Regions from separate parts of the Homo sapiens genome. Here region 1 is linked to region 2. The links are chromatin loops, found by intact Hi-C in ENCODE. Cell type or tissue: A673. All regions are shown on one strand. Each heading gives the region's core, and the rest is flanking DNA. Links, peaks and the distances in the headings are about the cores only.

Region 1 (8,303 bases), core at 2,171-6,170, 92 kb before region 2:
GGTCTTATTATCTGAATCAATATCAATGCTTTAAAAATTGGCAAGAACATGAAGACCTTGAAGCTTCTCTTGTTGCAAGGAAACCAAAATGGAATATTAAATATTTAAAAAGTAGGTCAGACTTAATAAATGCATTTTCAAGTAATCCAGCCTTTAAATTAAGCCACAGTGTAGGATAGATGGATTTGAAATGATGTGCCAGCAGCAACGCCAGTCCTTGCTGGTGCTCCTATTATGTCAAAATTCTATTTACACAGAAATAGCTTAATGCAAATTTACATCCAAAAAACGACAATAAGGATCTAGAAAATAAAACGCCTAATTCTCAGTTGAAACAAATGTTCAGGGAGGGTGGGGATTATGCCAAGACCTGGTGTCATGAAGTCTGGGAAACACAGTTACAGAGAAATGAGGTTGTAACAAACACACACACACAGACACACACGGCCACTGGAGATGTCAAAATTCACATCTTGCTTCCACCACAAAATGACAGGATTTTCCCCACTGTGTTGAGAATGATGTTTCCTAGTTGCTGCTAACAGGCTCTGGGAATGGGGTAGTTTTAATGAAATCCATTCTGGCTTCTGCAGTCCTTCAGTACACTGAGTAAGTGAATGCATCTCATAACCTTTTCTCTGTCACAGTTACTGGGGCAGTGTTGCTGGCACTGTTCTATGAAGATCATCTTCCTGGGGAAGTTGGGAGGCCCAGAACTGTCAGTCTCTGTCTCTATTTGAGGCAGAGACCAGAGGACTTCGCTTTGACTTGTCTCCTGAATAGAGCAGTAATGATCAAAGCACAAATCCACCCTCTATTAAAAATCTATCAATCAATGCCAGTGTTTTGCATTAGGACTGCTTTGCCGTGTGGACAGCCCAGATTGATACCCAACTATGTTCAATTGTTTTAACCTAGATTCATGCAAGTGCCCACAAAAAACCCCAGATTCATCCAATGAGAAACAGTTCTAGAAATCAACTAACGTAGGTGTGCTCAATCTTGAGTGCACATTAGAATGACCTGGGAAGCTTATTCTAATCATTGTTTAGAACTAAACACAGTGAGGCCCTAACCCGGAGCAGGAGAATCTGAATCTTTGCGGCTGGGAGCAAGGCATCCTTAAACTAGATTGAGAACACTTTAAATCGTAGCCCTGCCTGATATATGGACCCAGAATTGGATGCCCTTTGTAAGAGCTGGGAGCTGGTCTGCTCTCCAAGAGTTGTAACACCTTGTAACTTACCACTGCAACCATCTAATTCAATTTCGGAAAACTGTCCTTTTTTCTAAAGTAATTCTTTACATTAAAAGAATGTTTTCTAACATTCACCCTTTGAAATCCTAGAGAACACATTTTATCTTCTCTATATTTGAAGACCATTCTCATTACTATGGTCTCATGTTTCTTCCTGCAGCCATCTTAATTTTCTCTTTCTGGATCTAGACTACGTCTACACATGCACAAACAAATGCTTCCTAGTCATCAGTTTAAGTAAACATATAAAACAGGAAACATCCCCTTGAATATGAAGGTTAAATGTCATCATTGCCTTTGAAGCTACGTCTTAGAAGGGTAGTGGATACAAGAGAAAAGTCTTAGAAAAACCCTCAAAAGTACTAAAGTCAAACTTCCACAGAGGTGCTCCTGTGGAGCATTGCTTGAACTTAAATTTTCACATTGTGTGAGCTAGCCATTTGTATGTTGTGGCCCTGAACCAAAATAAATTTGTTTATCCTGCAAGTTAATTATCCTTGTCCCTCACAAACTCTTGTAAACTATTGATGCATTTGGAAAACACCAAGATTGGGAATGTATTAAAAGCTCTAATGTCCACAATGTTCAGACTTCTCTGCATCCACTGATCTTCTCCTCTGTATTGTAACATTTGACTTAAAAACATTATAGACATTTTTTAAATAGCTTCACCTTGGGGAAATTGTAATAAAATATACATTGAGGAAAACAGCTCTTAATTTTAATTCCAATACGTCTTTCTTTAACTGTGTAATGACAGGAACATTACATGATTTGAAGACAAAAATGAATTATGTTTAGTGTTTAATAACATACCGAGTGCTCAAATCAGCTTATGTAATCCTAAAAGCGTCTCTATAAATAGGCATTATTGTTGTTACCATTTTACAGATGTGAATATAAAGTTTTAGCAAGGACAAAAATTTAAGCAATCTAATAAATTGTGGATCAGTGGTTGGCTGTAATTATTTTGATTCCAAATAAATTAGTCTTTCCATATTTTTCCATATTTTCCCATAAGCTAAAAGAAAAAAAAAAAAAGGCCAGGCGTGGTGGCTCAGGCCTGTAATCCCAGCACTTTGGGAGGCCGAGGCGGGTGGATCACCTGGGGTCAGAGTTCGAGACCAGCCTGACCAACACGGTGAAACCCTGTGTCTACAAAAATTACAAAAATTAGCTGGGCATGGTGGAGGGCACCTGTAATCCCAGCTACTTGGGAGGCTGGGGCAGGAGAATCATTGCTTGGACCTGGGAAGCAGAGATTGCAGTGAACCAAGATCGTGCCATTTCAGCCCGGGTAACAAGAGCAAAACTCCATCTAAAAAAAAAGAAAAGAAAAACATTTCTATTTTTTTTTCTTTTTTTTTTTTGAGATGGAGTCTCGCTCTGTCACCTAGGTTGCAGTGCAGTGGCATGATCTTGGCTCACTGCAACCTCTGCCTCCCAAGTTCAAGTTATTCTCCTGCCTCAGGCTCCCGAGTAGCTGGGACTACAGGCATGCACCGCCACGCCTGGCTAATTTTTGTATGTTTTAGTGAAGACAGGGATTCACCATATTGGCCAGGCTGGCCTTGAACTCCTGACCTCGAGTGATCCACTCTCCTTGGCCTCCCAAAGTGCTGGGATTACAGGCATGAGCCACAGCACCCAGCCAAAGAAAAACATTTCTAATGGGAAAGGTATTATTCTCTCCTCCCCAATCTCAATTCCCTCTTACATATTCATCCTAAAAAATGAGAAAAATAGAGAACTAACTACTAAATCACCATGGTGGGAGTAAAAAAGAATATTTACATAAAATATGTCATAACTTCTTAGAAACTGGACCAACAATACCCCCTTAGTAGATTTTGCTTTCTATCAATACATACCCATCTAATTTCCTACACCAGATCACTGATATATACCACTGACTTATAGAAAAAGAGTAGAATTATTTTCATTAGTAAATCATGTATTTGTGCGTGTTCTTTGCTACCCAGAATCTCAAATTTGATTGCAGAGAAACAGATGCTCTGCAAGGTCATGGGAGTGAAGGTCTTCCATGAACAGCTTCTGGGAGGAGGCAGGCGGCTCCACCCCAGCCTTCCACACCTACCTCTCTGACCAACACTTAATTTCTCATACTTCAGATTAGACATTCCTCTGCCCTAACACCTTCAAACCATAATGAGCTTTTCAATATCTTTGATTAGATGCAAAGTCCCAGAACACCAGAGGCCTACCCTGCTCACCTGTGCCCACCTGTGTAGCCAGTATCCCAGCACTGTGACTTCCACGCTGTTGGGACCCTTAGCCTTCCAGGAAGTGAATAAATGAATTCAGACACAAACTGGGGCTTGTTATAGGGCAAGAGAACTAGTGTCTGGGTAAAAACTCCTTTTAATATTCCATTATTTGAAGGCAAGGTTCATATCTCGGTGAGTGGATGAACAGGGATTCAGTGAAGAAGTCACAGACCAAGCGACAAGCATGCTTTCTGAACTTGCAAGTGATTCTGGTAACTCCCAGCCAGAAATGAAACAGCCACATTCATAACGAGATAGCCACATTCACAAGGAGATAGTCACCTTCCTTCTTTCGTTCACTCATCCAATGGCTGTGGAACACTCTCACGTGCAGGCGTTCTTTCACTGGGAATACCATAGGGAATTCGAACATGACGTCCACCTCGTACACATCATATCTTAGTGTTTATGTTCCCACCCCAAACAAGCATTGACAGACTCCTTTCTAGAATGGAAATAAAGGTCATTGTTCTTCTCATAACTCCAAACACTATCAGGTAGCAGGACTTTGGGACAAGGGTGTTTGCCTACCTTAAATATGAAAACAAACAAGTCAACACAATATTTTGATTTTTGAGAAAAAATATATCTATTGAAAAAGATATTTTTCAAAACAGAGTAAATGAAAATTAAAAATAAAAATAAATTTTAAAAAGGGTGACATTCGAACCTAACATAATCGCTTATAGCACAACAAAGAATTCATGGCTTGCGTGAGTCCATGGTGAGAAGATGGCTGAGCTCCCTTGCCCCGAGGGGAGAGGGGAGAGGTCCTCAGAGGCACCCAGTTACTACCACAGTTTATTTCATCCCAGTGATATTGTCCTGAGAACATGCAGTGTGGAGAGGTGAGCACCAGGGGCCCCTGTGTGTGTATAGGTATGCAGGTGGGTGGGGTGACGGCAGCTGGCATGTTCCTGAAGTCACAGGCTGTCCTTGCCAGGACCATGAGCAGGAGCCCAGGACAGCAGCAGCTCTGACATTGCAGGCGCGGCAGGGTGAGGTGTCACGCGGAGCTCTGAGACCATGGCTGTCACTCAAGGAATCATTAGCACTGAAAGGAAGGCGGTGAAGCTTGTTGTGTTGTCATCACACTGCGAGAAGGTTGGCTGCCGACCAAATTAGCTTGCTTAGGGAGTGTGAATCAAAATGACATGTAATCTGAATGGTAATGAAAATTTTCTCTTGCTTCAGGCTTCAAGTTTCATCCAGAAAGCCGTCATCTGGAAGACATTATCTTCTCTCTCTCTTGCTCTCTCTCACTCTCTCTCTCATTTTGGCTTAAATTTTCAAGTTTACATACAATGTAAAAATAATTTTTAACCAACAGTGCTTGGACAACTGATGTTTAGTGAATTATATGGCTGAGTCAATGGTGGGAGACTTTCCCTGGGGAAGAAAAAGATTTCATGATAGCGATATAGTTGTTTCTTAGATTTGTCTATGAAATATGAAAGCTCTAATCCCAAGCGAAAATACTGAAACCAAAAAAGATCCAGTCACACACTGTTAGCAAGAATACACATTATAAAACAAAGTGAATAACATCAAATGGGATGAGCAGTTCCAGTTTTGAATGGGCTGCCATATGTAACCACTTACCACCCTATTTACTTACTACAAAGACCTGTTACATTGTGTAACGTCAAGCCTAGTTGTTTTGCTATAAAATGTTTTAAGATTTGTGTTTAAAAGGTTGTGAAATCAGTTAACCAGAGTTATGCAGATACAGAAAAAGGCATATAATATAATTCATGCACTCTGATCTGTTAGTGTTGATGAATGGTGATTATAAGTCAATATTGCTAAAATGTTAAAAATTTACAAAAACCCCTCCTTGATTGGTGATATTTCTGTTCCATTGGACATGGAGTTTATCAGAAAAGGGGCTTTGCGGAGCCAGATGTATTCACATCTCTTTCTCTCATTTATTATTTTGTGAATATAGTAAAGTTGAGATTGCAGGAAACTAATTCCAAAATGTACGTAAAGAAGAAACCATATGTGTGGTTTCTTCATCATTACTGAGATAACATAATTTCTGAGCTCTTTATAAAAAGCAACATGAAGATATAAAAAAGAAATAATGTTGGTTCTGTCTACATTTGTTCTACCAATATTTTGGAAACATAAATAATTATATTTTTTTAATAGATCACCTGTCTGAAAGAAAGAAAACCTGTGTCCAGTTCTAGTTTCATAATTATTATCTACTTTAGAAATTTTTTTAAAAATCATACCACAGCCCTTCACTTTAGTTAACATATTTGTACTATATAATAATTTTATATTTTTGTAATTGTAAAATATTTAATGGAAAAATACGATCTGTAAGCTAACATAAGAATAATAATAATAGCATATTATGGCTTTACCATGTGCCAAGGACCGTGCTAACTGCCTAATGAGCACTACTGCATTTACTTTTCACAAAATGCTGCAAAAATTATCTTTGTTTTAAGATTTTAAAAAATCCCTGAGGCTTAGAGAAGATAAATAACTTAGTCAAAAAGCACAAGATGCTAAGAAACATAGTTTTATTTGAATTCAGATCTTCCCAACTCCAAAATATATGTTATTAATACGTCTCATGTAGTGGTTTAGATTCCTGTCAATGTTTCCAAGGCAGTTGTTTTAAAATACATTGATTCATTTTAATTGTGGCAAATTTAGTATTTGAAAATAATAAAAATAAATTAACATGTAAATCAAATTAATATATGATCATGCTTTTCAAGTACCATTTGGTTCAAATCTTGATCTTAGCGTAATTTATGAAACTGATTTTTTCTATATGGCTCTGATGGCAATTCTAACACCACAACTCTAAAATGTTTTTAGCCATGGAAGCGTAGAAATAATTATTGGCCTTCTACTTTGTGCCAGGAACTGCACTGTGAGATTTTAATCCTCCCAACAGCCCTATGAAATAATTATTGAAGTTTAAAAGTAAAGAAAACTGAGACATAGTTGGAATAAATGAGACAGTGGTGAAATAAGCTGCCATATAAAGTCCTTTAGCATGGCTATTTTGTGATTGTTTCTTAGTAGGTTTTATTTTTAGAAAAGTTTAGATTTACAGAAAAACTGAGAGGGTAGTACAGAGAGTTCTCATGTAGTCAAACACAGAGTGTCTCCTTTATTAACATCTTGCATTATGGTACATTTCCTATAATTAATGAAATACTATTGTTAGATTGTTATTAACTAAAGTCCAGAGCCTATTTGGATCTCTTCAGTCTTCACCTAATGTCCTTTTTCTGTTCCAGGGTTCCATTAAGCATAATACAATGCATCTAGTCAGGATGTCTCCTTATGTTCCTTCTGGCTGTGATAGTTTCTCACGCTTTTTCTTGTTTTCATGTCCTTCACAGTTGTGAGAAATATAGGTCAGAGACAGCGTAGAATTTCTTTCCATTGGGATTTGTCTGCTATTTTACTCGTGGTTAGACTGGGGTTATGAGGCTTGGGTAGGAAGATTACAGAGAGTGTCATTTTCATCACATGAAGGACACATAATACCAGTATGATTCATGACTGTTGATGTTGACTTTGAACACTTGGCTAATGTAGTGCCTGTCAGGCTTTCTCATTGTAAAATTACTAATTCTCCTCTCCACTCTATTTTCCACATTGAACTTTGGAAGGAAGACTCCATGTGTCCTCTGCACTTGAAAAGTGAAGAGTTATGTTCTCCCTCGTGGACGACAGACTATATCAATTATTTGTAATTCTTCTCCATGGGAAACTCATCTCTTTTTCCCACTTATCTATTAAGTCCCACTGATATCAGTATGGATTATGATATTTATTTTGTACTTTGAGTTATAATTCAGTACTTCGCTTTTTGCGCAAATGGTTCTAGTTTTGTCTCATGGGAGCACTTTCAGGGGGTTCCCGTGCTCCTTTGACTGACTTACATCAAAGTGGTTGCTGCTGTTCTTTTTGAACACGCCATATTTCTGGAACTATTACATGCTTCAGGCTCATCTTACATATTTTTTTTCTCAGTCTTAGAATCAGGCATTTTTTCAAACGCCTCTTTTTTTGTTGTTGTTGTTATTGGAGAATGGTATTAGAAGCCAAGATCTGGGTACTAGGTGTGCTCATTGCTAATGAAGTGTTGTTTTGTTTAGTTTGTCAGGGTGGGCAAAGAAAGAAATATATATACTAACCTGTACATACACACACACACACACACACACACACACACACACACACACACATTTCCATAGATAAACATCTGTAACTATATTAATCTAAACACCAGTTATTACTGGTGTCTCCATCTTTAATCCATTATCACATGTATCTTTCTAGTCTCCTCCCTTTGTGTATCTATAAATTCCCACTCCAACAGTGAGAAATCTAGCTCTTACCATCTGCCATCCATTTACTGAATTGTTCAATAAGTGTACAGTAATAGCAGTATGGGAATTGTTATCCAGTACCCCTGTGGGAAACAATTCAATCAACTAGAATACAGTGCTGACGTGTCATTCCTTTTGCTATTACTGTTATAAACTCCACTCATTTCCAAAGTCATGTAGGCCAGCACCTTTCCCCAATACCTCCTTCACTGAGATTGTTTTATGTGTTTGTAATAGCATTAGATTCTCTTATCACAATCTGCATTTCTTCCTGGAATGTCTCAAACCTTTATTGTTATTCTAATTTGTATACAATAAGGTTCACTCTTTGTACCATATAAAGTTCTATATATTTTGACAAATGTATAATATTATGTATCCACAATT
Region 2 (8,303 bases), core at 1,958-5,957:
CCCAAGATGGATTAAGCACTTACATCTAAGGCCTGAAACCATACAAATTCTAGAAGAAAACCTAGAAAAAAACCCTCCTGGACATTGGCCTAGGCAAAGAACTTATGACTAAGACCCCAAAAGCAAATGCAACAAAAACAAAAATAAATAAATGAGACCTAATTAAACCAAAAGCTTCTGCACAGCAAAAGAAAAAAATCAGCAGACAGCCCAGGAGTGGAAGACCTCACGCTATGTGAAGCCACAGGGGCTGCACGTGGAAACAGCAGGAGCAGCAGGGCCATGGGAGGCCGCTTTACAGTAATAAGAGGGCGTGGTGCCCTGGTTCCCATGGGATGTCATGACTGGATTTTTTTGAATAATTCTGCAGGCTGGCAGAGAGCTGAAGCCCTCTATACAGGGGCAAGCAGGGCGCAAACCTGACCCTATTTGTGAGAAGAGTGGCTTGAGTAGGGGGCGGAACCACTGAAGCAAACTGAGGCGAGGGACTTGCGGTCAGGCCAGGGGAGGCCCTCCTGGTTTCCCCAGATGGCCCTGGTTTTAGCTTTTACACCACAATCAGACTAGTTATGAAATCCTCATGAAAAATCAGCTGCGTTTCCACACATGGACTACAGCATTTAGAAAATACCACTGTTAAAATACGAAAGCATGCACAAGCAGAAGGATGCCACCAGTAGATTCAAACCTTTTGGAAAAAAAATGAGCCTTTATTCAAAGTAATTAAGTAAGACTCAAATCAATGTAGAAATGTATTAGATTCATGGATTGAAGGACTCCTTGTAAAAACTTCAACTCTTCCCAAACCTTGTTTCAAGAATTCAGTTTTTCATGGAATTTGACAAGTACATTCTCAAATTATATAGAATTTCAAAAATTGCCAGTATATTGTTGAGAAAGGAGCAGATGGAGAGAATCATTCTTCCTGACATTATTAGTTAATATAAATCTACAATATTTAGGATGGTATAGGCTGGTACTGACTGATATAAATAGATCAGAACAGAAAGAAACAGAATAAATGGCCCTAAAATAATAAAAACCTGTATTTATGAAAAAACTAGTTTTATTGTACATAAGCCAGTACAAAACCGTCTTCAATAAATGGTGCTAGAGCAACTAATTCATATTTATTTTGTAAAGTAAAATATATACTTATTCTATGTACCTATCTCCCAAAAAAATTAAACCCACATGGATTACAGATTTGAATGCAAAGTCAAAAATTTAAAAAATGGTAGGAAAAAGTGGCAGAATATTTAGTTTCCCAAATAAAGGAGTTCATAAACAAGTCTGTGATGCCCAAACTAAAAGGAAAACAAATATTGTTAACTTGGTTTACATAAAATTAATAAATTATATTAAACAAAAGGCACCATGAAGACATTAACCACTGGGAGAAGATATTTGCAAAACATATAACCCAAAAGAGTTCATAATATATAAACATGTTACATAAAAAACTGATAAAACCAATTAAAAAGGACAAACGTGCACACGCGTGCACACACACACACACATTAGGAAAATGAGCAAAAAACATAAGCCATCATTGTACAGAAGGGAAAATAGAAATGTCCATAAAAACATGAAAATAAACGGGACCTTAGTCATCATAAACATGAAAATTAAAGCCACAGTGATTTAGCATTTCACATATGGTAATATAAAATGGTAAAATAATTTTGGACAGTAATTTAGCATTTCTTAAAAATGATGACATGCACACATGCTTTGACCAAGTACCTCTTCTCCCAGGCATGTGTCCTGGAACCTCCTGTTTAGGAGCACTAGATTAACATGAAGAGATTTGCGTCTGTTATGAGTTATTGCCACCCAGCTCTGAGACCGCCATTCTTGACCCTGCTTTGTGATATGGAGATGGGCCCTGTGAACAGTTCTCTAGCTGCTGTCTCAAAGTGAGGCTCTGTCTCTAGACAGAGCTAGGTGGGGCACTGTAAAACAGTCGCAGGGGAGAGGTGCTCCCTTTTTTTGGTGCTTTTGTGCTGCTTGTAGCATGGCAGCCAGCAAGTTGGTGTGCAAGAGGCTCAGTAGCATTAATCTCTGTGACTCTGATGGGCCAGCTGCATCCTGAGCCCCTGAAAACTTCTTGACTTCTTGGTGCACTGGACCAATGGACCGGCTCTACCCACGTCTTCCAGCAAGTCCCTTCTCCCAGCAGGTACTGCTCCTGCGCAGTAAAGCCTTCTCCAAAGAGGCGGGGGTCTCAGCCTGGTTCTTCCTTGTTCCTCGTCCTCTGAGGTAGTTGCTGCTTTCTGTGTTTGCTACTTTTGTACTCCTTAGCACGCTCTTTCATTCCTTATAGTAGTTAAGAGTAGGTCTTACTAGTTAACAATTCTTCACATGAAATGTTCACACTACTGGCAATGTTTCTCTCCTGGTTGATACAGTGTTTATAGCAACATGTTTTATAATAGAAACATATTGAAAAGAATAAAGTATTCCTCAACATTAGAATATATAATTAAACTGCGCTATACATATGTAAAATGACGTATATAGCAATGAAAATGTAAAAACCACAACCATATACATAAACATAAGTGAAACTAAAATGTATCATATTTGGAAAACAAAGGCATGAAAAACTGAAGAGGATTCATATACATAAATGTTTTAAATGAGCAAAATAAACCAACATATTGTCTAGAGAATTATGCATATATTTTACAACCGAAGCTAATATTAAGAGAATCCTAAGCAGAAAATTGATTATAATGGTTTAGCTGTTGGAGCAGAATGATGGATGTGATTGGTCGATACTACTAATATGATTCCGTTTCCTCAGCTGTGTAGAGCACATAGGACGCTTGTTTTAATATTGTGCTTTTGAAATGTGTGTGCGCGCAATATTTCATGTTTTTCTTTTAAATGTGTGTGAGCAGGGTGAGATTTTCTAAGCCTAAAATCAAGAGATGATATCATGTTATAGTAGCAGCAAAGGAGACATTTAGATTTCTAAATGAACACTCGAATGTATTGCTGCAACTGTGACTGATAAATTAATTGGTAAATAGATCAAAATTATAAATAACATACAATGAATGTAAAGATAAGATCAATAAAATACAATACAATGACAAAATGATATTCATAGATGACTAATAAGCAAGTTCATAGTATTTTGTAATAAGCATAAAAGATGTACCAATGCTAGGATTACATCAGTACTAACTGATGCAAAGTTACAGGTTTTCTTCTTTAGTTTTAATTGAGTGAGATGGTAGTGATGACGGCCCGCAAGCATTTGGGCTATAGCTGTTTCTACTGGATATGTATTACTGCATCTTCCTCTGACTCTCATTTGTTAATAATTAGCAGGAATTTTTAAAACCTCCTGATTTTAGCTTCAGTAAGTCTATTTGTTAAAGTCATGATTCTTGTGCAAGTACTTAGACATAAGAAGCTTACCAGCCCAAACAGGAAACCCCCACAAGCTGTGACCCATATGTCTCGATAAAGTAACAATGGTATATCCATATAAACGAATAGTGCAATTGCCTAAAATGTTGTCGATTAAAAAATACTTAATGGTGTGGAAAATAACTATAATACAATGTTAATACAGCAATGTATATAGCACTTTATGACACACATATTTGCTCATATATAATTAAAAATAAGATATTTGTCTAAATGTTACTTGTCTTGATTTTAGGTGAAAAGATTTGATGTGACATTTTTCTCTCTTTCTCGCTTGTTTGTGTCATTATCTCTAATGGTTTTTGTATTTTCTAAATCTCCTTACTTTTAGCTTTCACCATTTAGACAATTGTCGGGGGACAGGGAAGAAGGAAAGTATAAATAATGCCAGCATCAACATAATTATTTTTGTCAAAGCTTCCTTATATTAAACTACTGTAAAACTTGTATTTTGTTCATCATGAGTACATACAAATGTCCGGTTTCGTATAGAAAGATGAACAAGTGAGGGATCGGACAGACACACACATCTTTCACCTGGGCATGCAGAATGTTTGCCTGAATGGGAATTACTAAATTTAAAATAATTGCACTGAAGAATCAAGTAATTTTCCTTTTCCCATCTTACTTTCTTTTAAAACATTTAGACTCTCAATGATGGGTTCAATTTACACATACAGCCAAATAAAGACATTCTGGAGTGTAGGTTCTCTGGGCAGAAGTCAGAACCTGTTTCTGTGTTGCTCAGATTTCTGCAGTGTCTTCATGCCTGACCAGTCCTTCCTGTTTTTTAAGCATGCATGTTCAGCTTTGCAGGAAGTAGAGCAGCAGGGGCTCTGCAGTGATTGCTACATGGGTCTTTTTTCCAACTGAACTGTTTCACAGCTCCTTTACCTTAAAAATGAATGCTAATATGAGCCATGCTTCACAGGAGCCATGGAATTGGAGATCGGTGTTAGCTCCTGGTTTTCTGGCAGCCCAGATGATTTTCATCGCTGCAAGGAACCTCAAGGGTAGCACCTGTGCAGTGGTTCCAAATCTGACTAATGATCAGAGACCCTGAGGAGACAGGACCCCCGGCTAGAGAACTGGATGGGTGATTCCCATGCTCAGCCAGCTGTGAGAACCATTTGGGGAAGTTTCCGCCTCTTCTGTTGGGACAAACTTGGGAGTATCCAGAAATAGTGGCAGGGCTGGGGCAAGGTGGATTGCCAGTAGGTTGTGATTTTAAGTTTCTGGTGCAGAGGTGGCGTAGACACTGGTGGTGTGGCTGCAGCCAGGTAGAGCCCTGGCTTTTAGCTTTCAGCCACAGCAATGAGGCCATTGGGGTGGGAGTGGAGGCTGAGGAGAGAGCATTTGGGCTTCCAAGGCTGAACCTAGAGGCAACAAATCTGTACACCTAATGCCTTTTAACAGCCTTTGATAAATGCGTTTTCTGCTGGAGGTAGACAGAGAGGTTTTGTCACAGCGGGGAATAATGACTAATAAAGACACTGGTGAAATCCTTTGCATTTATAGTTATGGAGCCCAAGGAGTATTACTGTTGTGGGATTGTTTTTCCTCATTCCCAAAGAGCAAATTTTAAAAAATCCATCCAGAGAACAGGAATACAGAAACTTTTTTTTTCTCTCTCTTCCCTTGACCCCACCCCCAACACACATACACACACACACATACACACACACACACACACACCAGCATTACATTCAGGGTCCATTTAGACACTGGAGACAAACTCTGCTAAACCATATCACATAGAGAAATAATGTTTGTGCAGAGGAGTCAGCTTCTATTAGTGTGGTATTCTTTCTCAGGTCAAGTGGCTGGCCGTTTCCTATCCTATTTCAGTCAACATAAGGGCTCTTTAAATCTGTTTCAAGGCCAGCAAAGGGGATGAGTGAGAAAGACAGAGGCAGGACTCACGGGAGCTCTCTCTTCAGGATTTTAAGCTTCAGCTGTGTGAGGTTCATTCACGAGGGGCACAGCAGCCCTGAACTTCTGCACCCTGGCCCAGGTACGAATTACCCAAAGAGACTGCTCCTCAGACCAACCATAAAGCTAAAGATACATTCAGAAGATGAATGAAATTGGCCATAAAATTTCCAGACTCTTCAGTTGCAAAAAATCTGAGAGATGAGCAGCTCAGAATTTAGACTCTGGTTTCTACCTAACTGGCTGTGGGCGAACCACTTATCCCTATATTTTCTCTCTTGTTTCTTCTACATTTTTTTTCTTTTAGTTAGGAGACAGGTAAGATGTCAAGCTCCAACATTCCACAGTATTTTATATTTAGAATTATATATTCTAGCAGAAGATTTATTTTGTAAATTTCTATATTTAGAATTTGATCTTGGATTAGAAATCCCTTGGGTACTGATAGAAAATAAAATCCAATCCTTTCATTTTCCAGGTAGCAACTGCCTCATCTTTTCCATCTATGGAGTGTGGAATATGTGCCCTACTTCATTCAGGTGTGAAAATAAAATGAGATAACAAATATCTGATGGTTGGAAACAAGTAAGGTGTCAATGAATGTTGATTTTATTATAACCAAGAATAATTAAAATATTTTGAGCTGCTTCCTATAGCTAGTCATTTGCCTGCAATTTTTAGTGTGCTCATTAGTTCATAAAGCAATTTCTGGATGGAAGGGAGGGATGTGGTAATTGTGTTTAAGTACATAGGAGATTTTAACTTAAGAGAAAGTTTGTAAAGGAGCCACAGAAACAGGGTACTGTAGACAGAAGATAGCCAAGGAGATAGAGTGATGGAAAAGAACTAGGTAGGACCCTTCTTCAGGGAACATGTATATTGCTTCAGTCACTCCAGGACTAATGAGGAGCCAAAAACTCTCTAGAGCGAAGCCGAAGTAAATTACAGATATAAATTAGAATATGTTAAATAGTCTAGCAACAGCAAATGAAGGTTACCTGCTGGCATTAGGTCACATAACACTCCCTTATTTACTGCTGGTGCTAGTCCCCATTGGCATGGTAGAAGCCAGGACTTCTGCACCTGAACCTTTTCCTCCCCCTTAAAAAATGAGTCAGTCCAGTACATAAACCAATCGACTTAAAATTTACATAGTTACTAAAAAGATCTGAGAATGTTTAGACTTGTATTAGTTTTTAAGTGAAGTTGGTTTCTCATTTCTTAAAACAGTCCAGAGACTTGAGGCAATAAATGACTCTCAGCTTCTCCTATTCATGAGTCCATCTTGTCACACTTATCTCATGAGAAAAAAACTAGAAAGAGGCAGAAATGAGAAAAAATGACTTCCTCGGGCAATTCGAAGGCAGAAAAGTTGTTTGAGAATTATCCTCATTATCTTCCTGACCACCTCACATACCCTGTAGGTGGAAAGATTTAATTCTTCACTACTTCTTAGACTGATGGGACTGAAGTGTAATGTTTCTTGTTCAAAGTCATAGTTCACTGGATGTTTTTCAAACAGGAATGTTGGACAAACCAGCTATTTAGAGAGTGAAGGAGAGGAACTTCCGAGAGCAACCGGCCCCCAAGAGAAACCCAGGGACTCCTGCCCTTCGGCAGCTTTGTCCATGTGCTGCTCACACCAAAAAGCACTCGAGGGTGACCTGCACCAAAAATGCATTGCCGTAGTCTGGGCACAGTGGATCACGCCTGTAATCCCAGCTCTTTGGGAGGCCAAGGTAGGTGGATCATCTGAAGTCAGGAGTTCGAGACCAGCCTGGCCAACATGATGAAATCCTGTCTCTATTAAAAATACCAAAATTATCCCAGCGTGGTGGCAGACGCTTGTAATTCCAGCTACTTGGGAGGCTGAAGCATGAGAATCTCTTGAACCCAGGAGGCAGGGGTTGCAGTGAGTCAAGATTGTGCCACTACATTCCAGCCTGGGCAACACAGTGAGACTCTGTCTTAAAAAAAAAAAAAAAAAAAAAGCATTGCAGTTTGCAGTTTGGTGTGGTGTAAGGAACAATTTGCACGTCCTGTCCAAACTGCCTGTCTGCCTCTGCCTTCGGAGATGCTTCCTCCTGTTCTATATCCAGGTTATTATTCACTGCAAATTACATCTGTAAGATAAATAGAAGAGAAGCACACACCATTAAATAAATGTCTATTTTTATACAGTAATACACCAAAAGTAGTATGTATGTTTTCTGTATATTTTCTAATGAAGGATCTCAGGAAGGCTTGTGTGGGATTCTAATCCGAAAGGTAACTGACAAACAATGGCCATATGCCTGCACACAAACGTCTACTCATCAGTCACTCCTAGTTCCTGTAAGAGCATTCTCACATGTGTGTGAGCCCTATGGGATCAGTTCTTCTTGACCAACTTGCAGCAGCAGATTTCAATGAGCACATGTTTAGTTTTACTTTAATTTGCTCTTTCATTCATCACTCATTCATTCCTGCATTGACCCAAATAACCATAGATTCCTCTGTGCACTGAGTAATTTGCATGGTTCTGAGGATTTGATTATGAATTGAAGTTAGTCTCTACCTATTCAGAAGAGAGGAAAGTATACTAAATTCAGTAGAATATGATGTTTTCAGCAATAATAAATAAAACAAGTGTATCACAAGATATTCTGTGATTCCTATGAAGAATAACTTTCTTTGAATAGGAAAGAGGAAGCAGGGAACTCCTGGCCGAGGGAGTAGCTTGTGCAGAATCACAGAGAAAGGAGACCCACTGGGGAGCACATTCATGAGATGCATGAAGATTGAAGGACTTTATAAGATTTAGTATAAAATTCTTTTTCTCTGGGCTTTTACATTCTTTGTAGTATAACATGCTACTATACATTTCCTGAACATCTATTCATCATATTTAAAATGTGTTTACATAACTTACAGCATTAGTGTATTTG

The links. Peaks named below come from ENCODE experiments on the same cell type or tissue, not always from the same donor. Only the 100,000 strongest peaks of a DNase experiment are listed, where the experiment ranks them.
Region 1: it touches region 2 in a loop (2.0-fold over the local background); 1 of 110 quality-filtered maps calls a loop at or near these places.

The regions. Positions count from the first base shown.
Region 1 is chr2:4,742,062-4,750,364 of GRCh38, reverse strand. No RefSeq gene overlaps it. Among named protein-coding and RNA genes, the nearest start is that of LINC01249, 90 kb to the right of the region's middle. In A673, for the core only: no CTCF peak of the experiment used is centred there; DNase peaks (open chromatin) are centred at 4,644 and 5,074; H3K4me3 peaks cover 846 bases; H3K27ac peaks cover 2,735 bases.
Region 2 is chr2:4,650,125-4,658,427 of GRCh38, reverse strand. LINC01249 (long intergenic non-protein coding RNA 1249) reads left to right here and starts at 2,206. Exons shown (of 5, transcript NR_034134.1): 1 at 2,206-2,262; 2 at 5,855-5,915; 3 at 6,899-7,115. In A673, for the core only: no CTCF peak of the experiment used is centred there; DNase peaks (open chromatin) are centred at 3,407 and 4,257; H3K27ac peaks cover 3,578 bases.